7 separate regions of the Homo sapiens genome follow, and all the other regions are linked to region 3. Evidence: chromatin loops called from intact Hi-C (ENCODE). Cell type or tissue: dorsolateral prefrontal cortex. All regions are shown on one strand.

Region 1 (4,000 bases), 130 kb after region 3:
GGAAAGGGAAGAAGAGCCCTGTAGGATGGCTGTGGCAGTGCCTTTGAAATCAAAGGTGGACACTCCACTGTGGACATCAGGGGCTGATATGGAGAAGAGGGGTGGTGAGGTGGCACAAGGAGGCCAGAGCCATATTCTGAAAGCAGCATCTTGAATACTGGTACCATCAGCTCCTACCACCTTGACAGTCCAAGGAATACTCACATTAATGCCCCAGAAATTAGAATTATAACTTACTTTATTACTTCACACAATTTCTTACACTTTATTTGTTTTGATTTTTGGCCTTGGCCAAAACTTTTGGGAAGCCTTGGTTTTAACAGTTTACATTATTCACCTATCTTCAGCAAATTACATTAAAAATATTGAAAAGTAGTGAATTTCTGCCTTCTGAAAGAGAAGGAAGATTTCCACTGTGTTGCTCTGAAAATGGAGGTGAAGCACAACACGCTTATCTGTCTGACACATGCCAAGCAGTGACAGGTGATGTTACCAGAAGGGTCAGATGTGTTTGCCTCGAAAGAGACAGGTCCCACAAGCAGCAGTATTTTGTGAAAGCTCATTTTCCCAGTCTCTAAATGCTAAATGGTCGAACACTTATATTCTAGGGAAAAAAAAAAGATAAATGCATGTGTAAGAATTTTTATGTCTGTGTCTTTTTATCTGTATCCAGGTTTGACGTTAGTCATTTGTTCTGATTCACACAGAAACTCTGGGGCAACTGTGGGATGCATTTAATGTGCTCGGCATCGAGTTTAATCTGGAATGCAGAATTTTTTTACGGTGCAATTTTGGACAGGTTCATCAGGCATGAGGTTTATGTATGAGAAAAGGGAACTGTGGCAATGCGAAAACAGAAATGAGTATGGCCACATGAGCATCCAGGGGATATGGCTGTCTTTCAGCAGTACCTAGAGAAATGAAGGCTTCAACTGAAAGAGCCTTGACAATTTCATTAGGGGAAAGTTGTCCTTACCATTATTATCATCATCATCACCATTATCAAACTGTTAGTGAGCTCCTGCAATGAAACCCTACCCCAGTCCAGGGACCTATGTGAAAGGTCTCTGTGAATTGGCTCAAGCTTCCTCTCAGGAATTCTCAGTGTGTCTGGCCCTTCCACTTCCTCCCTCACCCTCCACCAAGTTCCTTTCTCGCCCTAGCAAATGGCATAACACAGTACTGTCTTACAGACGTATAATGTGAGTCACAAAATATGCTATTTTAAATTTCTTTTAAAGAAATCAAATGAAAGAGGTGATATTAATTTTAATAATATATTTTACTTAAGCCAATATATTCAAAATGTCATGATTTCAAAATGTAATCAATATTTAAAATATTGAGATATTTTACATTCTTCTCTTTCACTCCAACCCTTGATAATATGTGATACAGTGTGTATTTTGCACTTAGAGCACAGCCCAGTTTGGACTGGACACATTTCAAATGTTCAATAACAGCACGTGGCTCGTGGCTACATATTGGGCAGCACAGATAGAACTGCTCCAAGCGCCATCCTCTGAATGACTCATACATTGTCTGTAGACGCTCCACCAACATTTACATTCCCAAGATTACTCCTCTGAGGTCTTGGGAGACCCATCAATTCCCCAATCAACTCCATGGCTCTGAGCTGCTGGACGGCTTAGCACCACCTTTCTCAGCTCCGCCTCTAGAGGGCAGCCCCGAAAGGCGTCTCTGTGAGCCCTCTAGTGACTGCTGTCAGAATGGACAGGACTTTACAAATAACTCCTATGGAACTTTAAAAACCAATCCCATTAAAGTACCATTACAGGATCACAGCTCTAAGGGATTCTTTTAGCCATTGCCTATAGTAGGACACCGGCCCATAAACTTGCCCTGCAGGCAGCCGTGATCCGTGGAGATCCCTTCAGAGGTACTGCAATAGAGAGTTCATCACCCCTTTATGCCATCAGCAGAATTCAGCTGTCTGGGAAGCTGCTAAGCAGTGTGCTTCTCTTCATTTGCCCCCATGGCCCTCAGGACATAGCCTGCTCAGAACCCATTTCACCCCTTTCTGCTGCCTCTGAGAGTCCCAACTTTGATCCAGCACCCATCTCTCCTCACAGAGGTCGTGGGCCCCAGAGGAACTGCCCAACCCCAGGACTGGGATGTCTTGGGACATCCCACCCTCCTTGACACTGATTGGTCAAGATGGCAGGACTGGCCCAATCAATGCATGGGCCTCGAGAATCTGGCTTAATTAGATGCTAGAGGAAGTTTGACGAGAGCTTCTGGGCAAGACATTTCCCTTCTCTTAAGAGTAAGTATGGGAAGCGACGGCTATTTTCTCTTCCTGTGGACATTACGGTATGTGGATGTGAAGTCAGAAACTACTGTAGCCACCCCTCCACAGGGGGAAGCTGCATGGGATGAAGCTGACACACAAATATGACAGCAGCCAGGGCAACTGTAGAAATAGAGTTGGAACCACGGGATTAAACTGACTCTGAAGTCCACCTTTTTGTATTTTCAGTTACATATTCAGTAAATTTCCTATTGTTTAAGCAGCCTGTGCAGTGGTCTGTGACTTGTAGTAGGACTCTCCCTAGTGGAAACAAACTTCAACACAAACCGAATTCCAGAAACTTCCCTGCATAATCTACAGCTCCTGATAGCAGGGGAGCAAGTGAAACTTCTTGGAATTATTTGTGTGCAAATGTATGTATTTATTTGGAGCAGGGGCTAATATCTGATACCCCTAAAGTTAGGATGGATGCGTTGGTTATATACCAAACTGGGCAGCCTAAGGCGAGTAAAACAGAGCATCTGTTCACTTGCTGCAGGATGGAGACACAGATTCCGTTTGATATTTAATGAGAAACATTCTAAAAATGGAGAAATCCTAGCACCCTACAGACTGAGTTTTCCATTAGAAATGGAGGAAATAGTAACATTGAAATACATCTTTGGGAACCTTTCTGTCAAAAGAACTTTCTCTGGCCCCCTTGATTCAGGGGATGTGACCAATTTTGTTCTGCTGCTGATGACAAAGATGATGGGACAAAGCCACAATCTACCTCGCAGTAGGCCAGTAGTCCTCCCAACTCCAGGGACACACGCTCCATCCTTTCTTCCCTGCCAGCTGCTTCAAAACCTCGCATGTGCAAGGAGAGGAGCTGGGTTCAGCACAGACTCACTTCTGTGACTTGCCAAGCAGTCTGGCCCTGACCTTGTGAGAATTGTCTCCTCTCCCCGGGATTCGTTTGGCTTAACAAAAGCTGGGCCCACTGCAGCTCCCTTTATTTCTTGATGGGTCCCTTTTTGCCTGTCCTAAGAGGATTGTTTTCTTTATTTCCTGTGATCTGCAAGGCCCTAGCTTTAACCTCCCTTTCTCACTGATCAGAGACCTCTCCTATTACATTTTGTAGGAGCATTTAAACCATTCAGTGCTAATTAATGCCAGTCTGCATAACCTCTCACCTCTCCATCTTGATCTTTTTTAATACCACTTTTAATTCAGACGAAGGCTCTCATCTTTGCCAATATTGCCTCTTTCTAAATATCAATTTAATTGAATCTCTAGCCTGTGGCATCTTCCTTTCCTAGCAGTTTGTCTAGGAAAGGCAGTATACCACAGAGGTTATGAGTCTGGTACTCTTGGCCACAACTCTTGCCTTTTAATACTGGCTGTGCCACTTACAAATGACTCCTAAGGAACTTTAAAAACCAATTCCTGTGCTTTAGCTGTGCTTTAGCTGTGGTAAAGCTCTAAGGGATTCTTTTAGCCATTGCCTATAGTAGGACACAGGCCCATAAACTTGCCCTGCAGGCAGCCATGAGCCGTGGTGATCCCTTCAGAGGTATTGCAATAGATAGGGGGATCTTGGGGATGTAAACCTAGTTGGTTTCCTTATCTAACCTACTGAGATAATATTTCCGACACCATGAGAATCAAAGTAATTGACACATGTAAAGTATTTAAAACGGTAAGTGCATTAAATGTTAAAACATAATCTGTCACATAATAGGCACT
Region 2 (4,000 bases), 290 kb after region 3:
GGTCAGCTGCCAGGGCATGCATGCCTGAGGGTAACATTTAGACTACTGGTGGTCTTGCCTTCCTTGGTGCCAGCCATCATGTTGCTTTATATATTCAAAAGCAAAGTTCTGAACATTTAAATTTAATTTGGTCAGATATCAGGAGTTGGGATATTCTGATCCTATCAAACATCTTCTTTTCCCTTTTTGAAAGCAAGCTTGTTGGTGTGACGGCTGTACTTGAGAAAAGTAGGCAAAAAAGTAGATTTTGGTTTCTAGTTCGAACTCAATGCATTTGTAAGTCAAAAATTCAAAACTCTTTTCTCAGTCAATTTCCTGACACATGTTCTTGGAATGTCACTGTGGACTTTGACTGGAGCAGATAGCAATTATTTTCTTTAAGTCCTGCATGGGTTAAAATTCTATTCATTCTTCATCCATCAGCAAGTTTCTTCCAATTTAAGAAATACTGTGACTTGCCTAGAGTAGGTGCCTAATAAATGTTTCTTAATTTTATTTAATCTAGGATAATATCTCTATGGACTATTTGGTAGCCAGATTCTTGAGCATTCTTGTAACGTTTGTTCATGATACCTCAATTCTCAGAGGTGAAATTGAGGTGAATGATGCTGAAGTGATTTCTGGCCCTGGGTCCCCTTCCTGTGATGTCAGAGACACAGCTTTCTGAGGTGACTTTAGGACAGAACCCTGGAGAGGTCTTCGTTCAATGAAGCCACGTTAAGAATCTGAAAGGATCTATTCAAGGGTTCCTGAATTGCTCCTCATGCCTGCAGCTGAGATTTATGCCTCTGATTTCAGCAGGACCCTGGGTGCCATTTGGTCTTTCTCATCTCCATGATGTTGAACCTGAGAAGTCACATAGCCTGGCTGGCACTTTTCCAGACCACTTCCTCTGATGAGAAAAGAAAAACAAGGCTTTGTGACACAGAAGAATGCATGCTGCCTGTCCTGGATCTGCAGCCTAGGCAAAACAGTATCCAGGTTCTGCAAAGCCCAATAGGATGATGTGGAGATAACACCGTTGCTTATAGGAATGATCGATTTAAGAGACACACGTGACTGATGCCAGCATCTTTTGTTCTTGTCTCTGGATTAGCTCTATCACAGGTCAAACAGACTTAGAATAGAATTAGTAATCAGCATCATTGCTAATCTTACTGAAAGCACTTACCATACACCCTGCACTGTTTTAAGCTCTTTACATTGATTTATTTTATCCTTACAACTCTATAAAGCAGATACTAATGTCATTTCTATTTTACTGGTGAAAAAATTGGAGCATAAAGCTTTTAAATAGATTGCTCAAGGTCACGCAGTGTGACAGTTTACAGTAGCATGCAAATTTTTTGACACTCCTCTCTTCAAAAAGTGGAGTATAATTTTCCTTCTCCCTTGATTTGAACCAGACTTAGAGACTCAATTCTAATAAAAAGCATATGGTGGAAGTGAGGGCATATGCTTCTTAGGCTAGGATGTAAGACACTACTCCTTCTACCTGGCATTCTCATGGATTTCTCACTTTCAAGGAAGCCAGGCATCATGTGGTGAAGACTCTCAGGCAGCCTGTGTGGAGGCCCACAAGGGGAGGACCAAAACCAGACCAACGTGTCAGCCATGTGGATAAGCCACCCTGGCAGTGGCTCCCCTCCTGCCCCAGTCAAGCCTTCAGATGACAACAACCATGATAGCCCCTGAGGCAAAACTGCCCAACTATGCCACTTCTGAATCTCTGACTTAGAGAAACTGTGAAATAATATTGTTTTAAATAACTAAGTTTGAATAATTTGTTCTGTTTTCACAGATAACTAATACAGCTTCTAAGTGGCAAAGTCAAGATACCAATCCAGGGGGGTCTGAAGGCAGAATCTACACGTTACTGCTATATCCTCTCCTGATACTAAGGAGATTATCAATAAGCTCACATTCTGGCAATACATGTTCAGTAAATGTTTTATCTAAGCTGCAGCAAATTCTGATGTGTTTTTAGACACTTAGAAATCAATAATGCACATGAGCTACATAGTCCCTTCTTTCATTGGTTGTTATGAATTAATGCTGGTCAAGGCCTTTTGCCCTATGCTGCCTTTTCTAGGCTCTAGGCAGACACTACCTTTCCATTACACATTACTTCAGAGAAGCCTGTTACAATTATAATTAGTCAGATTATAGCATCCTTTAGGGTCCTTCCTGTCCTGAGAATACACCATAGTCACTTTACCCAAATTGGATATGTATTAAATCTATCAACCTCAAGTATTAACTATTTTTTATAAACTATTCCTTTTAGGCTGGGAGGAAAATATAAGTAACTCATCTCTTAGACAGGATAACTTCTGCACATAGTTATTTCCTATAATGTGTTGATTAGGACTGCTTAACTCTCAGAAGATTGACTCTTTGCTGCCACCTTGCTGATACCATGAATGTTAATGCCCATGGCACTGGGCTTTGCACAGAGTGGATATTCAGTAAATGGGTAGTTCTTGTTTCTCTCCCACATATGCAGTTAGGAGCACATTAGTCTTCCCAGAAACTGTTAGACTGCTGTCAGTAAGTAACCATTATTTGACATAACCCCACTGGCCGCAGCAAACATACATTCCCTACTACCCTTTTTTCAGTATCAAGGAAATGGAAATAACTACTCAGAGAGTTAGAAGGCACATGATGAGTAATTTCCTAGTCATTTAGAGTCAGACCAGATGGCCTTAAAGATACTCCAACCAAGAAGAGCTAACCTGACTCTGCGATTGCAACACTGGTGATCCCTCACCAGGAAAGATGCCAGTCTCTCTGCTGCCCCTCCTGTGTGTTCTTCACATGGCAGCCTTATTTCTGTTCTTAAAATCCAAAGCAAAGTTCAAGTTTTCCACCAAGTAATACAAACCTGGCCGGTTTCTTCTCCTGGCCTACCTCATCTTCCAACAACTCTCACATTTTTCAACCTAATAACATTAAACTTTATGTAGTTTCCCAAGTAGCTATCCTCTCCAGCTCCACACCCCCTTCTAACCTAGTTAACTCTTATTCTTACAGGAATCAGGTTATGGGTCAACTCACCTGGGGTATCTCTCTCCCATGCCACCTGACCTCTGCCCTCGTTCCTTGCTCTTCACTGCTGGAGTGGACACCCCCCTCTGTGCTCCAGGATGACTCTGAAAATAGCCCCACACACTGAATATGCTGTGTTGACACTATCTATTTGAATGCTTATCTCCCCTACTACATTATAAGGCCCTGCCAACAGTGGCAGGGTCATATTTAACCTTGCCTTCTCAGTGTCTGGCAAAAAGAAGGTGCTTAATAAATTAGATAATGTATGCAAAGTAGTTAGCCTAACACTTGATGTAGCAAGTGTTGTTGTTAATTTGGTGATGGAACCAATTGTTACTTCTCACCTATCTACAAGCCAAAAAGCTGTTTTGGTTTCTTCCTGGTAACAACTAAAGAGAGAAAAGCTGAATGAACAAAAAAGAAAGCAATAGAAAAGACACGTAGAAATCAATTAAGAATCTAAAGACACTAAAAATAAGCAATTAAATAAACAAAATCAAATGAGACTAATGAGAAAACTAAACAAAAGCAAGGGGAATTTGACAAACTTTCCTAGCAGCTAGATAGTCCCCACTACAAAAGCAGCTTCGACAGAAGTGGTAAATTCCCTATAACCTGAGTCACTAAAGACCAGACCAGACAAACCGCTTGAAAGAATACAGCAGTAGACATCAGGGTACTGGCTGAATTAGTGGGCTTTTTTCATCTTCAATTTCTCTGATTCATTCATAAAATATTTATAACAGGGCTGCAGAACATTTGTTACATCTTTTCCCATTTGTTCTCCTTCATTTTCCAAAGGAAAAGTGTACAGTATTAATATTTACTTAGTTAACGTTACCAGGCAAGGGGACTGTGCAAGATCAGAAGGGCTAATATCTAACAATAACAATGGAGAAGACAGAGACAGCTATTTTACTGGAAACTTTTTTGACAAAACCTGATT
Region 3 (4,000 bases):
AACTGAGATAATTTCATAGGGTTGTTGCACAGATCATCTGAGTTAATATCTATCATGCCTTTGGAACAGTGCTGCATACATGATTGCTCAGTAAGTACTGGCTTGTGTTTGTATTTATCCTAAGATCACCTCTCAAGTCATTGGGGGAAATCAAGATTTGAACTCAGACTGCCTGGCTCAAGACCCTGTGTCTCTAATCACTATTTATTTTGAATGAGTTACTAAATAAGTGAAGAAATAACCCAAAGTCATACGGTCAGATAGTGACAGAATCCAGATCTCCTGTCCCTCACCCCACAATTCTAACACTAGACCCCTACTGAGTTGCCACAAGTGCACAGATCCAGGTTGTCTGGGAGGGAGGCAGGAAGTTGCTGCTGTACACATGGGTCTCACACTCCTCCTTCCTCCTCAGATTACACCTCCTTCCCAGGCTGCGGAGGCTGGTGGTGCCAGTGCACGCAGGTAGAAGCCAACATCTTCTCCATGGGAGCAGATTAATGGTAAAGGACTGTACTCTTCAACTCATGCAGAGAAAAATGAATGGACTGAGCAGAACAATAATAATAAGTGACATTTGAAGAGCACTTTCCAGTTGACAAAGCCCTTTCACATCCATTGTCTCACTTGACCACTGGAGCAACCCTGTGATGTAGGTTATTATTTCCGGTTTTGAAGATGAGGCAACCTGAACACAAGGATGTCACGTGACTTGTCCACGTTTGCAGGGTGGGCAAACCCTGGAGCCCAGGCTTGCACTGGAATCCCCTGACTCCAGATCCCAAGTTCCTTCCTTAACAAAATATTTGACTCAGTACACTGAGAGAACTTTGCCCCTGGCCTCAGAAAAAGTAGCTCATGGTATCTCCCAGTGTAGAGTCTGATCTGCTTAGGAAAGTAAGTTTGAACCTTCCTGAAGGCAGAGGTATGGACGAGATGACCCAGACCTCATCTAAAGCCAGGCAGCTTTGTGATTCCCTTCCAGGATTTTATGAAAGAAATAAAATTATTCACTTGGAATGTTTGCTACCAGAAATGTCAGAGAAGCTGTAAAGGGCCATTTATTTGGGACCTTCTAACCATGTGTTATGGTAGAAAATTTGAGAGAAGGAACAGGCCATTAGGAAAATTATTTTATTCACTTCAACTATTATTGTCTTGTTCTGATAATATTCTATTTGAAAACTTGCATTCATAGCACTCTTTCACATAAAATCGTGTTCTCTGGGTCCTTCCCACCTCATCATGCTTCTTTCTCTCACATGTATAGAGATTGTTTTTCATTTTGAACCCAGTTGCTTCCTCTTTGATGCTGTAGAAAATCACCCTTCTGGGCGTGTGGCATAATGACTTCCATGGCAATGGGCTGAAGTTACAGACAAGCCATTACGTGAGCACGACAGGCTGAGCAGAGAGACCAGAGCCAGTTCTTTTAAAACTGCTGTCCTTGATAATAGCAGGACAGAGGTAGAAAATTACTGGCATTATAAATTGCTTTTTCGATAAAGGTTTTGACTCTGTCTTTTAAAAAGCTGTGCCACACGGGGAAAATCTCTCTGCATTTTTAATTGTAGATAATTTTGTGTAAGAAAAACCTCCCCATGAAAATGGTCTAATGAAATGTGCTTCGTTTGACTTTGGCAAAGCTCCATGTCATTCTAAACGAGTGCATAAAAACAGACACAAACAATATTTGCTATTACCTAAAAGTGTAAGAGATAATTTACATCAAAAGCAAAAGAGGAGATTGAGAATTGGAGAGTGGTCCCTAAAGCAGAGCTCCCACTTCTACACGCACGCATAAAAGAGCAGGAATAAAGGAAGTGTGGTGTACTGCCACCCAGCGGTGAGTCAGGGAAGACTGAGGACTACCATGACCCCTCAGTGTCCAGAGCCCAACCTAGGTAGACAAAAACCAGGGCAAAAAGAAACAAGGCCCCAGTCCTGCTAAAGGAGAAGACATGTTCTAAAGTTTATGCTTTACTCAAAGAATGCCATCTCAGAATCTTGTTAATGCTTATCTTAGGCATAATTCTAACATGCATAACTTTCAAACCCATCAGGAGATCGAAACCATCCTGGCCAACATGGTGAAAACCGGTCTCTACTAAAAATACAAAAATTAGCTGGGCATGGTGGCGCGTGCCTGTAGTCCCAGCTACCCAGGAGGCTGAGGCAGGAGAATCGCTTGAATCCGGGAGGCGGAGGCTGTAGTGAGCCAAGATCACACCACTGCAGTCCAGCCTGGGCAACAGAGTGAGACTCCATCTAAAAAAAAAAAAAAAAAAAAAAAAAAAGAAGAAGCAAGTAAATAGAATGGAAAGAGGAAAGGAAGGCCTATTGCATGTAGGCTTCTCTGTGTAAGCAGTACGGTGCATCCCGTAGAGGACAATGGTGGACTCCTTAGAGTCAAGTGTCTCTGTGCCTTTTACTAGCTGGGGAACTTGCTCAAGTCATATCACCTCATTGTACTTCATTTTCCTCATCTGAAAAATTAGCATGATAATTGTACTACCTACCTCATAGAACTGTTTTTGAGGATTAAAGAAGAAATTCGTAGAAATAGGGCAGTTCCTGATACTTAGTATGCATTCAGTGTCAGCCATGAGCATTTTAGAAATATAGAAGCTCAAATCCATTAAGGACTAAATCCTGGTTGTTATTTAAATTATTCATTTGTTCATTCAATTCACATTTATTAAGCACATATTATGAGCCAGGTAATGAATAGCCGCTGTGTAAATAAATATCAATAAGCGACTGCCCTTCCCATCTAGGAACTCAGACATGCAAGCAAAATTTACATCAATGGTGGGAAGTGCTGGAGGAGCATTTACGTGGGAACACAGACCCTATCCCTGGAGAGGTCAGGATGGCTTCCTAGGGGTGACGTTCAAGGGGGTGCATGGGAGGTGAGGAGGGGGAGTGCATTCCAGAGGAGGATGCAACATGTTTAAACAAAGGCTCAGATGGAGGGAGAGCTGGTGATTTTGCTCCTCAGGGTGTAAGGGGTTCTGAGAGGGGAGTTGAGGCTGAAGAGGCAGGCGGGGCCAGTGCTGGAAGGCCCTTGCCTGTGCAGCTAAATCCTTAGGTTTGCTCCACGGTGTTCAAACTTCTTCAGCATTACATATATTTTTCCCCAACAAAATCTCATGGAAAACTCCAGCATATGAAAAAAAAATAAAAGCAGCATTTTGTTAACAGACATTTAGTTTGTAAGTTCAAATTTATGACGGTTACAGAATGAATCAATAAGATCAATAAAGAAGTATTAATTAATACAACATTTTGGGCATATGTGTGACAAACCCAACTTCCATTTTATATATATGTATATATTTATATATATTTCTAATTATATACTATTGAGAATATTCTGATTCACTCTGAGAACTAGTTGCAAAAAGTAGTTTTTAAAAGAAAAAAAAAAAACTCAGTTTGCAATCTCTAAATGCCCTTAACTGTTCTGGAAGTTTAAAAGGGCAATAGTAAGACATTTTTACTTTAAATTTGAATTATCATCTATCAACGTCTTACATTTCTTATCATAAATAGAAAAGTCAGATGAGAAGCACCATAATCTTAAAACCATAACACATCATTATCGACGTGTGGCCTGGTTCCTGCCCACTTGTCATAGTCTGGCTGTTAGCTAGGATGAGACTGTGTACTGAGATATTACACCCAAGCCTTACCTGGCCTATGAGTGAGGAAAGCGTCTTAGTCTGTTTATGCTGCTGTGACAAAATACCTAAGACTGGGTAATTTTCACAGTTTTGGAGCCTTGGAAGTCCAATAAAGGTGCCAGTGGGCTCAGTGTCTGGTGAGGGCTCGGTCACTGCTTCTAAGATGGTGCCTTGTTACTGCGTCCTCTGGAGGGAAAAAATACTGTGTCCTCACATGGTGGAAGGTGAAAGGGTTAAAAACAAACAAACAAACAAACAAACAAACAACAAAAAAACCCTAGCTAGTTCCCTTCAGCACTTTTGTAAGATTGCTA
Region 4 (4,000 bases), 410 kb before region 3:
AAAAGGTAAACAGGGGAGGGTATTTCTAGTTAATTAGTGAGAAAGAAGTTAAAAAGTTTAAAGGACTCCTTGATTTGTAGTATGTTGTAACTGGGGAGCTGGAATCGGTGTTACTTCTGTAGGTGCTGACACAAAATCAGTGGGGGTGAGGCCGAGGTACCTGGATTGTCAGTGGCCTCCCACACCGCCCTGTGATTCTGATGCACCCCAAAGTCTGAGAACTGTTGCCCTGACCCAATTACTCCCACAGCCCCAGAGCACGGCAGGGGTCCTTGTACAGGGCCCTAGTTCCCTTGCAATCTCTTTGCCTTTTAGTTTTAAAACTAGCTATTCATCGCTGGTTAGTTAACTGTTATGCATTTCTACAGGACTGCATTGTTAGGAGCCTCGACTTGGCTTCTCCACAACCACATTCAACATTGGCCTTCCAAACCCACTCCACTCCTGTGCTGTCTATTGCAGGCCTGTGCCCTCACCATGCGCCCGGTCCGGTCTGGAAACCCGAGTCTCTGTGTTTCCGTCCCCTCTGGCTTGGTCCTCAAGCCTCTGCATCTTCCCTGGGTCATTCAAGTCTTCCAGGTGATGCCTATATTGTTAGTCTCTACAGTCTGGCCTTACAGCATCGTCAGAGCTGCCCTAAGGCCCAGGTGGAGTTGTGGGTCCTCTCTCCGCTGCCTCCCTGAGTTCTGACTCTTGGTGTGTTCAGGGACTTCCTGCCTCCGCACCTCCCACCCCATGCTTTGGCCACAGCACAGACTCTTCTGATTCCGTAGCTATGCTTCTGCTTTTCCCTCCACCTGGCTGCTCTGGTCATAGAAATTCTACCCCTCACTTAAGAACACCCCCAGAAGTCACCTCTGTGAAGCCTTCTTTGGTTCTTCTAAAATAAGTGAGTTGCTCCATCCTCTGTGTCTGCCAGCACTTTCTCTGCTCCTCTGGACTTCATTGGTCGGGGGTGGGGGGTGCTACTGTTGGTCTTGCAGCCACCCTGGATTGTGACCTCGCAGAGGTCAAGGGCTGTGCTGACGCCCCCCATGTCTGCGTGTTGACAGCAGACTTACTGGGGACACGCTGTAGAGCTCCGATGATGGCTGTTGGCCGAATGGATGAATGGCTTCATTAACTTCACTGCAACACGCAGGAGTCCTTGATCTCCCCCCTTGAAAGGTATTGGGGGTTTCCCTAGACACTGCCACTTCAAAGCCATACAGAAAAAATTAGAGCTAAAAGAGGCAACATTGTTTATTTCTCAAGAAGATGCTTTGGTGTTCCTTCCTGCAGCTGTGAGAGGCCTCCTGTTTGACCTTGACGTTTCCCTGTCAGGCTACACAGCGGTTAAAGGCAGGGCCCCGGAGGGTGTGCCACGGTGCCCAGAGAGGGAGGGGTAGTGGGCGCTGCCCTCCAGACTGCGTCCCCAGTCTGGGAGAAAGGGGCACTCGTCCTGACTGGATTGCCCAGACGGGCACCCCTTTCCTAACTTGCCTGCCCAGAAAGACATGTGTAATTCCTCCACCCGGAGGGAATGATTTCTGCTAACTCACAGAGAGGCTTTGACTTGTCACTCTGCCTTCTAGAAGTGACCACATGTTTTTTTTGCTCTCGGCAAGGGGGTGCCCTTGGCTGCTCTCCGGTGTGGGAGTCTTCCCCTTAATCCTTGCTCCTGGACGTTTGCATTTTCACAACGACCCTTTGTGGCAGGTGGGTCCCTGCCTTCTTCAGATGACCTTGAATAACACTGTCCTCTGCACTTCTGGCCGCCACGGAAGAGGCATGACTGCTGTGAGTCTGGGGCCTTGGAACCATTTTAGACCAAGGCAGGAAAAATAAACAGATGGGCGAGGTAGGTGGCTGCCCTTGAATTCTCACTCTCATTATGCACCCATTACTGGTGGCCAGTTGAGTAAGCATTTAGGACTTGGCTTTGCCATTTGTCAGCTGATTAAACAATAGAGCTTTACTGAGCAGCTCCCATGGGCTCGTGTCACTATACCTATTTTACAGAGGGAGAAACTGAGTTTCAACAAAGAAATTGCACCGAACCCAGAACTAAACAGGACCGGGCTGCCAGAGGGTGCTTTTCTGTGCTGAATCATGGGACCTTCTTGCTGACCAGAGCAGAGAAGAAAAGTCTCCTGTGGTCGGTGGAGTTTTTACTTTTTGGATTTTCTCCCCTATGACTGATCTCAGTCCTTGCCTGGCCACTCCTGCCTGTCCTACAAACACCGAAAACCACTGTCCTTTTCTCAGCCGTCATTTAGCAGTCGGGAAGCGTGTGTCCTGACGTATGGGCTGCAGTCAAGGCGGGGGCCCTGACAAACAGGATTCATTCACCAGGCCCTGGCCTGCCAGCTCCCTCACGGGCGTCACATGGGGCCGAATGAAAAGAGCAGGGGGTGCCCGCCAGGGAGGCCTATCCAGGGGCTTTCTTCCCCGCGGCGCCGTTCCCTGGGCCTGCCAAGTCCCACGAGCCAGCACACTGGAGAAGCGTTTTCAAAGCGAGGCCTTTGCCCTCCTTGACAGGCTCCTCAAAGCCTGCCTCGCTCTGGCAGTGCCTGGGAGATCCTGTGAAAGGCGCTTTTTGTTCACCCTCCTCATTGGGGACATCTTTGGGGAGCCACTGCTTGAGAAGCACAGTGTGAGCTGGAGGACACTTGAGGCAGGGCCACTTCGGTGGGCAGCGGGAGGAGCAGAGTCCGGGGAGCCGGGCAGGCAGGGAAGGCGCTGGAAAACGCGGAGACTGCTCCTGGGAAGCGTACATTTCATAACTGAGAAACACTGCCCAGAAGTTTCTTTTAGAAGTGGGAGGCAAAGAGCGCTTAACCTTTATTTTTATTTTTATTTCTTTAGTTGCACGGCTGTGTTTGGTGTACAAATAACACCTGGGGTCTGTGGTGATGGGTCCTTAGGAATAGAGAGAAAGAGAAATGGCCTTGGAATTTAGTGGCCTGAAGACATAGTTTAAAAATTCATTTCCGGACCTCAACCTACGGCCTTTGACAGAAAGATGGGTTTGTTGTCTGCTGTGAAATAAAAGCCATCTGAGGCTTGTGGGAGCATGATGAGCACCAGAGTCCGGCTTAGAAATCACGCTGATGGCCCAGAAAACTCAGCCAACCACAGATACCATTGCTGCTTCTAGAAGCCCAGGACACTGGCACTGTGAGGCAATGCTGGAGATTCGTCCTATCCCTGGTCTCTTGCAAACATTTTAAATTGAAACCTTTAATAGTCAGCATGAGAGCACTCGGATTCAATTATATTCATCTCTGAAGATGTCCTGATATCGCCTACTTGTTTATAAAAATTAATCATAAAATATTGAACTAGTGGAGGGTTTGTATGTTTTCTATAAAGTCTAAAAAATGAATTCCATTTGGATCCAGTGAAAGGTGAATTAACGAATTATTCCCTCAGTAGGACAAGAATGTTGAAGAAAAAAACTGAATGATTTTTCTTTTGAACAATTCTTAGCCAATACAAACAAAAAAAATCAACAAACGAAAGCAAGCCAAACAACCAAACACCTCTCCAGTATTGCGTTTAGACCAGTTTGTACAAAGTTGGTACTGGTTTTATGACCTAACTTTTTCCCCCACTGTTTAAATAGATTTGGACATTATCTTTCAAATATGCCATTTCCAAGGAAGGTCTGAGTGGGCTTGCTTTTGCAGTGCATTTACAAAGCAAGCTATCGAACTGGCTCACAAGCCAAACAGAGGCCCCTGAAAAGACAATATCCCTTCCTTCCTGAGGCAGATATTTCAGGATTGGGGAAGCAGAGTTTCCTGTGTTCTCACAAGGGGCTGAGATAAAGAAACCCAGGGCAGTTTTGGAAAGAATTCAGCCTGCCACAAGCACGAGGCTGTTGTTTTTGTGTGCAGGGCCCCATTTCACAATGAGAGGCCTGCCTGGCCAGAGTGACCGTGGGGACAGGACGTGATGTGGACAGGGCTTTGGAGCTGGAAGAGTCCTCTCAAAGTGTGATGTTGAGAAGCAGTGA
Region 5 (4,000 bases), 610 kb before region 3:
GCGCGGTGGCTCACGTCTGTAATCCCAGCATTTTGGGAGGCCAAGGCGGGCGGATCACGAGATCAGGAGATCGAGACCATCCTGGCTACATGGTGAAACCCCGTCTCCACTAAAAAAAAAAAAACACACACACACAAAAAATTAGCTGGGTGTGGTGGCAGGCGCTTGTAGTCCCAGCTACTCGGGAGGCTGAGGCAGGAGAATGGCTTGAACCATTGCAAATGGCAGGGTTTGCAGTGAGCCGAGATCGCGACACTGCACTCCAGCCTGGGCAACAGAGTGAGACTCCGTCTCAAAAAAAAAAAAAAAAAAAAAAATTAGCCAGTCGTGGTGGCGCGTGCCTGTAGTCCCAGCTACTCGCGTGCCTGAGGCAGAAGAATTGCTTGAACCCAGGAGGAAAAAAAAAAAAAAGATAGCTTTAGGCCAGGCATGGTGGCTCAAGCTTATAATCCCAGCACTTTGGGAGGCCGAGGCAGGTGGATCATGAGGTCAGGAGTTCGAGACCAGCCTGGCCAACATGGTGAAACCCGGTCTCTACTAAAAATACAAAAATTAGCTGGGCATGGTGGCAGGAGCCTGTAATCCCAGCTACTCGGGAGGCTGAGGCAGGAGAATCATTTGAACTTGGGAGGCAGAGGTTGCAGTGAGCCGAGATCACACCATTGCACTCCATTCTGGGCAACAGGGCGGGATTCTGTCAAAGAAAAGAAAAGAAAAGACAGAAAGAAAGGAAGGAAGGGAGGGAAAGAAGCAAGCAAGCAAGCAAGCAAGCAAGCAAGCAAGCAAGCAAGCTTCAACCAGCCCAGGAAGTTTTAAAAAAATTAGCCCGGCATGGTGCAACACACCTGTAGTCCCAGCTACTTGGGAGGCGGAGGTGGGAGGGTCACTTGAGACCGGGAGGTCAAGGTAGCAGTTAGCCTGATTTTGCCACTGCACTCCAGCCTGGGCGACAGAGCGAGACTCCGTCTCAAAAAAAAAAAAAAAAAAAAAAAAATTAATTAATTAATTAATTAATTAAAAGAAAGATGCTTCAGAGAGAGTGAGAATATCTAAGAGAAATTCTCTCTTAATAAGTATCTTTAGAAAGTTTCCCCAAATTATGCAACTGATAAACTTTTTTTCCCCCAGCAAAGCTCAATATTAGAACAAAAGATGCAGACAAGTCAGATACCTAATGTTAAAAGATGCCTGTATAATGAACAATAATGAAAATAGTGGCCAGGCACAGTGGCTCACTCCTGTAATCCTGGCACCTTGGGAGGCAGAGGCAGGCAGATCACTTGAGACCGGGAGTTCGAGACCAGCCTGGCCAACATGGTGAAACCCCATCTCTACTAAAAATATTAAAATAAATAAAAATTTTAAAAAACAAAGCAAATGGCTGGGTGCAGTGGCTCATGCCTGTAATCCCAGGACTTTGGAAGGCCAAAGTGGGTGGATCACCTAAGGCCAAGAGTTCGAGACCAGCCTGACCAATATGGTGAAACCCCGTCTCTACTAAAAATACAAAAATTAAAATTAGCTGGGTGTGATGGCAGGCGCCTATAGTCCCAGCTACTTGGGAGGCTGAGACAGGAGAATTGCTTGATCACGGGAGGTAAAGGTTGCAGTGAGCCAAGATCACGCCACTGTTCTCCAGCCTGGGCAAGAGAGAGACCCCGTCTCAAAAAAAAAAAAAAAAAAAAGGTAAAGTATTTATGTTACCTTAAGATATTATAAAAATGAAACTGCAGGGCACGGTGGCTCACGCCTGTAATCCCAGCACTTTGGGAGGCCGAGGCGGGAGGACTGCCTGAGCTCAGGAGTTCGAGACCAGCCTGGGCAACACGGTGAAACCCCATCTCTACTAAAGTACAAAAAATTAGTCAGGCGTAGCAGTGTGCGCCTGTAATCCCAGCTACTCAGGAGGCTGAGGCAAGACAATTGCTTGAACCTGGGAGGTGGAGGTTGCAGTGAGACGAGATCACGCCACTGCACTCCAGCCTGGGCGACAGAGCGAGACTGCATCTCAAAAAAAAAAAAAAGAAAGAAAAAGAAAAAAATTTTGGCTGGGCGAAGTGGCTCACCTCTGTAATCCCACCACTTTGGGAGGCCAAGGCAGGTGGATTACGAGGTCAGAAGTTCAAGACCAGCCCGGCCAACATGGTGAAACCCCATCTCTACTAAAAATACAAAAATTAGCTGGGTGTGGTGGCACGTGCCTGTGATCCCAGGTACTTGGGAGGCTGAGGCAGAATTGCTTGAACCTGGGAGGTAGAGGTTGCGGTGAGCCAAGGTCATGCCACTGCACTCCAGCCTGGGCTACAGAGCGAGACTCCATCTCAAAAAAATAAAAATAAAAATAAGACAAATGTTAAAGGCACATAAAAGGCTCTTTTTTTTTTTGACTTTTCTGAATTTTATTACCTTTTCTCTAAAAGTTAACTTTTTTGCAAATGGCTATTAATGTCATATACCAGTAGAGGGCGATAAAACATTACTTTTTAGTATTATCTTAAAACTACTTTTACCAGAGTGGAAAAAGAATTTTTGGATAACTTTTCTTTTGCCCCTTCACAAAAGAAAACGATCGAAGACACTAGCAAGATGGAGAAACATAGTTCAATGGGAAGATCAAAAGTAACAGACAGATTACCATGACCTAAATTTGCAGAAGGGAGAATCATCATCTGTGTAAAAACTATAGTGACAGCTCTGTTTAGATTGGTTTATGTCTCAGGGAGACCGCCTTTTGTGCTAGCTCTCTGACACTGCATAACAACTGTGGGCAATTACGTATGGAAATCCTTCAAGCTGAAACAAATTGCAAAACTTAAGTGCACTTAGTCTGTTGTACCTTTTGTGGATCTAGAATACGTAACTTTAAAAATCTAGATTGTAATAGCTTCTAGATAGATGACAGTTTGGGCGTGAACCATTTAGCCATCCACTTGTGGTATGGCAGGAGTATATGGTGAGGAGTGGCCAGCTAACATTCTCAGGGGTCGGGGTGCCATGTTTACGTGGGCAGGCTTGATTCCTGGAAGCCGAGCTCATTTACCAGAAGAGCAGCCAATACCATGAATAAATCTGGTCCTGAAAAAGTAAATGCTCTGTTTCTTGGATTATTTATTTATATCAGATGGAGGGGGACAAGAAAGCTTATGCCTTTCCCTGTGGCCATGCAGCGCATGTGAGAATGTGCACTATGGCCGGCGCGGTGGCTCACGCCTGTAATCCCAGCACTTTGGGAGGCCGAGGCAGGTGGATCACCTGAGGTCAGGGGTTTGAGACCAGCCTGGCCAACATGGTGAAACCACATCTCTACTAAAAATACAAAAAAAAAATTAGCCAGGCATGGTTGGGGGCGGGTGCCTGTAATCCCAGCTACTTGGGAGACTGAGGCAGGAGAATTGCTTGAACTCGGGAGATGGAGGTTGCAGTGAGCCCAGATCATGCCATTACACTCCAGCCTGGGCGACAAAAGTGAAACTCTGTCTCAAAAAAATGTAAAAAAAAAAAAAAAAGAGAGAGAGATAGAATGTGCACTGTATTTAGCCTAGCCTGTGGCATTTTGTTTTGCAAATTTTAGTAGTATGGAAGTAAACTATCAGCATAAGAAAAAAGAAAATTCCTATGGCTCTGAATATGTTAGGATTTCTATCAAACACAGGGCCCAGCCCAGCCAGTTCCCAGTGGGGTAGGCTCGGCCCTTGGTCCCTACCAACACATTGACTGCTCTCCCCACAAGGTGATTTCACTGCACTGGACACAAGATGAGATGGTTTAGATGCTGGCACTGGAGCAGCTGCAGTAATGTGAGCTGAAAGGAATGCAGTTGTATGTCGAGAGTGCCAATTTCCAAAGCAGGTTCTTGAAAGGCTGTTTCTCTTCGTATGGTGAGGGACCTGTGCTGTTATCAAGACTAGGAAGGAAGGAGATTCATTAAATGTCATCATCAGCCTGAACAGGTGGTTGGCAAAGGAACGGAAAGCACGGAGATGAAGTTTTAGAGATCGGG
Region 6 (4,000 bases), 120 kb before region 3:
CAGCCCCCAAGGAGATCAATTCCTTCTCAAGTACCCTACAAGTTTGGGGCTGCCCAGGCAATATTTCAAACCTGTTTAATAACACCTTGTGGGGAAATGATGACACATTTTCTTATTTTCCATTAGTTTTCTATTTGTTCTTTGAATGAAAGAGACTCCATATGTAAATGTGATTATTATTCTCTGAACTTCCTCTGTGCAAGTTGGGTACCAGAATCTCCTGGGTTGTTTGAACAGGATTCAGGCTGGAATTTCAACAGCCAATATCAATGAAGGAAAGCAATAAAATCCATGAAAAATTAACATTGCTAAAGAGTACCACAGGCCCCCCAGGGCTACAACTATGAGGGTCACCAGTAAGTGACCACGATTTAATGAAGTGGCGCTCCCTCTGATTAGGAAGAAGTGGGCCTGGCATCTTCTACAGCATAAATACCGTGTTTCTGAGCATGCCAAGCCAATGCTTTCAGCGTCTGAATTTTCTCCCAGCCTGAGCTGGCAGTGGACAGCAGAGGACATTCCACTGAAATCGGGCCATCGGGAGCTGAAGACAAAGGCAGCTGATTCAAGTGCACCAAATTGGAGTTTCTCTAATCAAATATATTAAACCCACCATCATTCTTGATTGTTTTAATGGGAAGAAAGGGCAGCTGTGGCCTTCATTTTCTAAGCATTTTATTTAGTGCCATGGGGGTTGGAAGAAGGGGAGGGGAGGGAAAAGTGGGTGGGAAAGGAAGAGAGGTAGAGATGGCTAAGAAAGCTACAGGAAGCTAATGTCTTTTGTCTTAAAAGTAAAATGATTTTGCATGCTGTTCAGATCCACACAGAGAGTTCCCAGAGCTGTTACTCACTAAGAAAAACTTGAGATAAGCAGTTGATAAAGCACTTTTTCATAGGAGTAGAAAAGCAGCCCCAGACCAGGGCTTGGAATACTCGGGCAAAGAAATCCTGGTGACTAGCATTAAATGGATCTGCTTCACTAGTTACATGGGAGCCTGCTCAGTGGAGCATTCCCCCCACCTAGCCCCACATATATTTATGCTTTCTATAAAAGGATTTAATTTTCAAGACACTTGCAGGAACTTATCTCCACTCCTTTTATAACCTTCCAGGCTAAGAGCAGAATTCACAAAAGGCTTTTCTCACCATTTGAACAATAGGATTTGAAACTCTAGTTAAGAAACTGATGTCCCAACTTTTTTTTTTTTTTTAAATAGTTTAACAGATGGTCCAAGGGTGATGTTTCCTGGCCAGAGTGCAGTACCACATACAGTGTCTCGGTATGCACCTCCAGCTTCAAAGCCGAGCTTGGGCACGTGATGTCACTTCCTCCAGCTGCTGAGTTGATAACAGGATGAACCTGAACAAGATAGGAACCAGACACTCCACTGTGTAATTAATTATTTCACTCCAATGTAAGGCAGGAGACTTAGGTAGACACTGTTTTAGTACTTGGAGCTTAAATGCACTTTGCAAAGGAACAAAGGTCTGGGAGCTGTGGTGTGGGGCTCACAGGCTCACACAAGCTAACGTGAGTCATCTGGAGAAAGGGCTTTGGAAGCTGGTGCCTGTTACAGCCTGAAGCCAGCCTGTTTCTGAGCTGGAACGTGAAAGGCAGCTGGCTGTGTCAAAGGGGCAGAGAATAAAGCCGCAGTGTAAAATGAAGACACAATTCAGCAAAGAGAAGATGCTATTAAAATGGTTTCTGCTCCTCCAGCTTCTTTTGGAGGGCCCCCTTTTGGAAACAAATGATTCTGTTCTTTAAAAAAAGGAGGTGGAGGTTCCTTTCAGAAAAATGTTATTGGACTCTTTTTAAATGTCCCTATTTGAAGGGAATTAAAGGGAACGGCATAAGGCAGCGTCTATATACTCAGGGGCCATTGTAGCAAGTGACACAATGCCAGCTAAATGAAGCCCTCTGTCCTTTGGAGGAAATCTAATAACACAATCAATCAGCTCCAGTCTCCAGGCATCCATGGTGGGCTGCCAGCCCCTCCAGGGAGGGTCCTTCCTTTGCCACGAGACAGCTGGGCGAGGAAAGCTTTGGGAGAGGAAGAAATTGCCAGTGCATTCCTCCCCACACTCCCTCCCCACTCCCTCTCTCACACACAATGCCCTTTTGTCCCTATGACCCCCATCCCTTAGCATGGCTTGAGCTGGCCTGGAGGCGATTGCCAGGGAGCAGCTCAGCTCCCAGCATCTTCTTCTTGCAGCAGCTCTGTGGGATGGGCCTCCTCCACAGCACTGGAGTTGTGTCAGGAGCTCTGGGGAGGCATCAACTGTTCTCAGCTTGCTCTGGTCTGGAGGGTGCTGAGGATGGCTGTCTCTTTTCATCTATGGATAGTGCCTGGGGCACGGCTGGGGTAGGGGTGGGGGTGAGGGTGGAGAGGACACCAGGCAAGCGATTTAGAGACTGAGTGGCAGCCAAATTTGGTGATGAATTTAGCTACATCACCAAATTTACTGAGTAAGCCTTAGGCAAGTAACCTAACCTCTGCTGTAGCGCATTCTTCTCTGCAAAATTAGAGGCTGGTGGAGTTAACATCCAAGGTCTCTCTCTGGTCCAGTGCTGTGAACCTCTTTTTGGTAACTGAGGAGATAGGATAGGAAACATCGTGGGCTTCTGAGTCAGACAGGCCCTCAGTTTGTATTCTGCCTTCACCACCTGTGGTTTTGTGCAAGGTATAAAACTTGTTTCTCTTTTGAAAAAATATTGGGTTAAGTCGTATCTACTGTATAAAGATGCGTAAGTTTTACGACCCGAATTAAAAGACAGAGTCTGGGATGATGCCCAACACACAGTACATCCTTCTAAACATCAGCTTTCCTTGTAACCCATCTGACATTGAATGTCAAACAACTGCTTAATAAAAATCCACATTAGTTAAAGAGGCTTGAAATTTGAAAACAAATTATATAGCACTTCCATGTCATAGGTTACAGTTCCTAGACATTTCAATATCAGAGACAAGTAAAGTTGGAAAAACAACAACAACAACAACAAATCAATCAGGATTGGTAGCAAGGTAGAATTGCCAGCTTTTAAAATTTTGGCCAAGTAAGTTTGTTAAAGCAAAAGTCTCATCTGCTCTCATTATCCTTTCAAAAACAAGGTCACAGTGACTAATCAATCTTCACTAGGGATGGACACTTGTCCTAATTAAACAGACATATGTAGGTCACATATGTATTCTTATTATACATCCAATGCATATGAGCATTGTCCTTCCATTCCCTGCTATTTACAATTCACTGTGCGTGTGTGACAGTTTGTCCCATTCTGCTACCAAGATGGGGCTGTTAGTGGGAAACCATGGTCTTCATAAGTAAACTTATTTATGTACTTTTATGTGTAAAGTAGCCTCTGCTACTTTCCTTCTTTTCCCTTTTTACTTTTCTCTCTAAGACCCCTACCCCTGTGTACACCCCCGTGTGTGTTTACAAACACACATAACGCTTATGGTGCATTGGGCGCCCAATCTACCCCAATTTTTTCAGAAATAAGCCAACTGAATCGCAAGTGCCATACATTTTGATTCTGTACCCTTTCCCCCTCCTCCTTGAAGTCAAACGGAAAAAGTTGCTCCTTCCCTTTCCTCGGGAGCCTACTGAGCCTTCTCTAGGAGAGAGGGCCCTCCTTTCTTTAGCCTCCACTGGGTTTCGGGGCTGCCTGGCTGTGCTGACCCTTCTGGGCAGAGAACAAGGTACACAGAAAGCACAGCAGCCTCCTCCCTTCCCCTCCTGTGGCTTCAGTGGGCTTGGGGCATCTGCAGGGCTTCCCGCCGTCTCCTCGTCTCAGCGGCAACTTCTCCTCCTGTCCTGGCAGGAGTCCTAGGAAAGAAGGGCTTTTGAGTCAGTCGGTTTGTCTCCGTGCTCCTTTCCTTCTTGGTAGGAGAAGGCAGGCGACCTCTGGGCAGACGCCTGGGCTGCTTTCATGAGCTGGGAATCTGCACCGTCGCCCCCAGCTTGGAGTCGGGGGCGAGGGCTAAGCGTGCGGGAG
Region 7 (4,000 bases), 310 kb before region 3:
CCCAGGAAAGGCTGGATAAAAAGTGAGGTCTGTGTTGCTCTGCGGGTGGGCTGCAGGTTGTTCAGTCAGGTGGGAGTTTAATTGGCATTTCCTGCTCCTATGCAGCCCTTGGCTCTCTGGGGCCATGGTCTAGCCTCTGACCCCCCACACACCCTGAGACAGGAGCATCCTTTCCCATGGGGACCCTAAGATCCTCTATAGCTTCAGATCACCACATGCTTCCTTGCCGCAGCCTTCTCTCATTGCCTACCCTGGTCCCTGGGAGTCCTGTTCCCTTAAAAACTCACCAATAGCTGCTTTTTGTTGAGCAGCTTCCAAGGTGCCAGACCCTGTGCTAAGGGATTCCTGCCTATCTCCTCCCTTCACCCTCAAACTCCCTGTGAGACTGATACTGTTATGTTTCCCATTTTGCAGATGGATACGAATGATTGCAATCATTTATTGAGGGCTTTCCACGTGCCAGGGGCTGTCCTAAGCACTTCATATCTGTGACAGATTGTGTTCTTGTTCCAAGTCTTTGCTGCCCTTCCCAGTGGGGCCATCATGCTCCCCACCCTGTTGACGACATGTGTGACTTGTTTGGCCAATGGAATGGAATTGGAAGTGACAGGCTTCTAAGCAGAAGCTCCAAGAGCCACTGCAGTTCTGCCTTTCTTCCCTCCACACCAGCCCAGCCTGGCGCAGATAGGGGCGGGTTCCTCTGTCTGGTTCCCAGAGTACAGACAGGCAGCCAAGCCACAGTGAACATGGAACGGGAGCAGGACATAAACCTTTGTTGTTGTAAGCCACTATGATTTGAGGGTTGTTTGCAGCATAATCTATCGAAAGCTGGTGGATACAACCTGCATTACCACATCTAATCCTAAGAATAGCCCTGGAGGGTAGGTATTCATATACCCATTTTCAACATTAATACTATAACTCTTCTAAATCCTGGAGGAGGAGTCTGTATGGCTCAGCCTCTGCATAGAGTCAACTTTAAAGAAACACAGGGCAAAAGCCAGACTAATTACAAGGGAATTTTATTCTTACATCTTTAGAAAAAAAACTTAAAAGGAGTCCAAATGTAGCTCTCAATTGAATTCCCTCTGTCCTCCCAACCACTTTTCTTTCACCCCCAGCTGCTCCACAGCCTGACACAAATGTCCCCGACTTCTCCCCCATCTGAGCTCCTTATTGCTTTTCTCTCCTCCTTCCCTCACCAAAGCAGACCATTTTTTTTTCCATTTAAAAAAAGCTTGGATACTCCTTCTCTGGAGAACTCAGTATCTGCTCTTTTTCAGGATAGGCAGGTTTTGCACCCCCTGAAGAGCCTCCCTTCCACATCACCACACCAAGGTCCAGCCCCCAACACCTCCTAGGTCAGACTAGATGACTTAGTTAGCTCTGATCCCAGCAAGCAAGAATCTTCTGCTGAAATAAGGAAGAAGAGGGGAAATCGGGCTGGTAGAATTCTCATTGATAGGCAGTGGGAGGGAGGGGCAAAGGCTGTGTCAACCCCACATTAATATTTGCCCTGTTACAGTAGTAATAATAGTTGCTAATATTTATTACGCATTTATGTTCCAAACACTATGCTAAGCCTTTTTTTTTTTTTTTTTTTGAGATAGAGTCTCACTGTGTTGCCCAGGCTGGAGTGCAATGGCACGATCTTGGCTCACTGCAACCTCCGCCTCCCGGGTTCAAGTGATTCTACTGCCTCAGCCTTCCGAGCAGCTGGGATTACAAGCGTGCGCCACCATGCCTGGCTAATTTGTGTATTTTTAGTAGAGACGGGGTTTCACCATGTTGGCCAGGCTGGTCTCAAACTCCTGACCTCAGCTGATCCACCCGCCTTGGCCTCCCAAAGTGCTGGGATTACAGGTGTGAGCCACCGCGCCTGGCCGCTAAGCCTTTTATGTACGTTTAAGTCATTTATTCCTTATTGAAACCCTGTGAGATAATGAAACTCCCCTTTTAGAGACGAGGAAATTGAAGCATAAAGACATTGAGAAATTTGCCCAAGGATATAAGCTAAGAAGTGATAGAACTGAGGTTCAGATCCGGTTCCGAATCCGTGGCCTCAGTCTGTCACCCCTGTGCTGACCTGTGCTGATGCAGTTGGCTCAGAGCTCACAAACCTCCAGTGGCTTCCCAGAGCCCCTGGGACACATTGCTAGCCCCTGAGCATGCCTGGGAGCCCTCCAGGCTGGTCCCTGCATATTTCACAGGCTTGGTCCCTCTCACTTGGTCCATCAACTCCATGGCCATTCACTTCTCTCAACATCCCCAAGTTGCCTTGCTCTGTTTCCCTTTGGGGTCCAGATCTGCATGAGGACACCTGTCTGTCCAGCCTGTCAGTGTCCCTGGTTAAGGGACCCTGATCTTTCAGACCACGGCTTTCTTCGCCTCCTCTGGGCTCTCCCGTGGACACCTGTGCTCTCATGCTCCTTGTTGACTGTCCAGTGTTTCTCCAGCTGCATGTGTGCCCAGGGCATAGCACAGGCCTAAGACAGAGGGTGTGCTCAATTAACATTTGTGTAGTGAATGGATGACTGCTGTTTGGTGTTCAGTTTGTGTTAAATGGATTATTTTGTTACTTTATTTGATGACATTTCCTGGCTCATAGTTCCAGGCCACATCTGTGGTGTGCACTGTCTTCCTTCTGGCTTGGTGATGTGGTTTGGCTGTGTCCCCACCCAAATCTCATCTTGAATTGTAGTTCCCATAATCCCCACGTGTCGTGGGAGGGACGCGGTGGGAGGTAATTTAATCATGGGGGCGGTTACCCTCATGCTGCTCTTGTGATAGTGAGTGAGTTCTCATGAGATCTGATGGTTTTATAAGGGGCTTTCCCCCTTTTGCTCGGCACTTTGTTGTTGCCATGTGAAAAAGGACATATCTGCAAGTTTCCTGAGGCCTCCCCAGCCATGCTGAACTGTGAGTCAATTAACCTCTTTCCTTTATAAATTACCCAGTCTCGGTATGTCTTTATTAGCAGCATGAGACCAGACAAATACACCTGGTACTTGACCTTTTCATATTTGCCAAATGTGATTTTCTCCTTTATCACCTCCAAGCAGACCTGTTTTTTTTCCATTAACCAAAGTCTTGGATATCCCTTGTCTGGAGGAACTTGGTATCTTCTTTTTAATTTTTTTTTCCAGGATAAACAGGTTTCATACACCCTGAGATAACTTATCAAGAAGCCTTCCTTCCACACCCATTGACCCAGGCAGGGTCCAGCACCCCCAATGTCTGGATGAGTCCCCAGCCCAGAGAATGTTTTATTGGAGTTAGCATATCATAGATTTGTCACATAATGTTCTCTGCACTCCAGGCATCCATGACAAAACATGGATATCAGTCTCATCCAAAGAATAAAAAAATTATTTTACAACTTACAGCCAAAAACAAAAAAAGGAAAGAAAAGAAAAACCAAATAACCAACCAAAAAATGGCAAGCATTGGCGGCTTCAGCTGAGGGTTGGCCTTTCCTTCCAACTTGAAGAGAAGCAGGCAGTCATACAGCTTCCCATAGAACCTTGGAATTTTCACATTTGCTGCTTCAGAGGTGCTGGCTGCATCCCCTGTGTCTCCCCCGGGCCAGGAGAGCTTCCCTGCACTTGGTATAGAGAAGGTTTGAGTGGGGATGGGAGGGGGAGAGTGGGCAGGGTCTGGAAAGCTGCTCCTTTAGGTCACTTTCACCCATACTGCTATACACTTAGGTGTAATTCAGACCTGGGCATCATCTGATTTATACCAAGTACAAATTGACAGGGGGGCATGCACAGTCATGGCTGAATTGTAAGCCTGAGAGTGGAGATGCTATTGGGGCCCAGCAATGTGCCCAGTTGACATATTAGGCTCCAAGTCAATAATCCCTCACATATGCTCAGAATCTCTACAAGGATGAACTAACAATGATTGTTCTCCAGGCACTGTTCTAGAGGCCTTATATTAGTGCTTCTGAAACTACATCAGAATCACTGGGGGGATTGTTGGGCTCCATCCTCGTAGT

The links. A loop is a pair of places that touch in the nucleus more often than their neighbours do. Peaks named below come from ENCODE experiments on the same cell type or tissue, not always from the same donor. Only the 100,000 strongest peaks of a DNase experiment are listed, where the experiment ranks them.
Region 1: a loop joins it to region 3, with 2.3 times the contacts of the local background. A loop is called at or near these places in 16 of 110 quality-filtered maps.
Region 2: a loop joins it to region 3, with 2.3 times the contacts of the local background. A loop is called at or near these places in 13 of 110 quality-filtered maps.
Region 4: it touches region 3 in a loop (2.1-fold over the local background); 6 of 110 quality-filtered maps call a loop at or near these places.
Region 5: it touches region 3 in a loop (11-fold over the local background); 98 of 110 quality-filtered maps call a loop at or near these places.
Region 6: a loop joins it to region 3, with 7 times the contacts of the local background. A loop is called at or near these places in 21 of 110 quality-filtered maps.
Region 7: it touches region 3 in a loop (2.4-fold over the local background); 9 of 110 quality-filtered maps call a loop at or near these places.

What each region holds. Positions count from the first base shown.
Region 1 is chr13:39,940,660-39,944,659 of GRCh38, reverse strand. No RefSeq gene overlaps it. Among named protein-coding and RNA genes, the nearest start is that of LINC00332, 240 kb to the left of the region's middle. In dorsolateral prefrontal cortex, CTCF peaks have their summits at 1,492 and 1,698 (motif pointing right); a DNase peak (open chromatin) is centred at 1,689.
Region 2 is chr13:39,776,407-39,780,406 of GRCh38, reverse strand. It overlaps a transcript of COG6 not described here. Among named protein-coding and RNA genes, the nearest start is that of MIR4305, 110 kb to the right of the region's middle. In dorsolateral prefrontal cortex, a CTCF peak has its summit at 2,426; no DNase peak of the experiment used is centred here.
Region 3 is chr13:40,067,222-40,071,221 of GRCh38, reverse strand. LOC107984569 (a long non-coding RNA gene) reads left to right here. Exons shown (of 3, transcript XR_001749970.1): 3 at 416-537. Among named protein-coding and RNA genes, the nearest start is that of LINC00332, 110 kb to the left of the region's middle. In dorsolateral prefrontal cortex, CTCF peaks have their summits at 1,628 and 1,831 (motif pointing left); a DNase peak (open chromatin) is centred at 1,841; H3K4me3 peaks cover 496 bases; H3K27ac peaks cover 641 bases.
Region 4 is chr13:40,478,076-40,482,075 of GRCh38, reverse strand. LINC00598 (long intergenic non-protein coding RNA 598) reads left to right here and starts at 1,072. Exons shown (of 7, transcript NR_024507.3): 1 at 1,072-1,167. In dorsolateral prefrontal cortex, no CTCF peak of the experiment used is centred here; DNase peaks (open chromatin) are centred at 2,405 and 3,927; H3K4me3 peaks cover 702 bases; H3K27ac peaks cover 2,593 bases.
Region 5 is chr13:40,681,634-40,685,633 of GRCh38, reverse strand. No RefSeq gene overlaps it. Among named protein-coding and RNA genes, the nearest start is that of FOXO1, 17 kb to the right of the region's middle. RefSeq lists an enhancer at 3,431-4,000. In dorsolateral prefrontal cortex, CTCF peaks have their summits at 2,279 and 2,482 (motif pointing right); no DNase peak of the experiment used is centred here.
Region 6 is chr13:40,188,290-40,192,289 of GRCh38, reverse strand. All of the region lies in intron 1 of LOC124903162, which reads left to right. It overlaps LINC00332 (long intergenic non-protein coding RNA 332), which reads right to left. Exons shown (of 4, transcript NR_046870.1): 4 at 3,260-3,831. Among named protein-coding and RNA genes, the nearest start is that of LINC00332, 8.5 kb to the right of the region's middle. In dorsolateral prefrontal cortex, no CTCF peak of the experiment used is centred here; DNase peaks (open chromatin) are centred at 486, 1,569 and 2,189; H3K4me3 peaks cover 874 bases; H3K27ac peaks cover 4,000 bases.
Region 7 is chr13:40,372,566-40,376,565 of GRCh38, reverse strand. All of the region lies in intron 6 of LINC00598 (long intergenic non-protein coding RNA 598), which reads left to right. Among named protein-coding and RNA genes, the nearest start is that of LINC00598, 110 kb to the left of the region's middle. In dorsolateral prefrontal cortex, no CTCF peak of the experiment used is centred here; no DNase peak of the experiment used is centred here; H3K27me3 peaks cover 496 bases.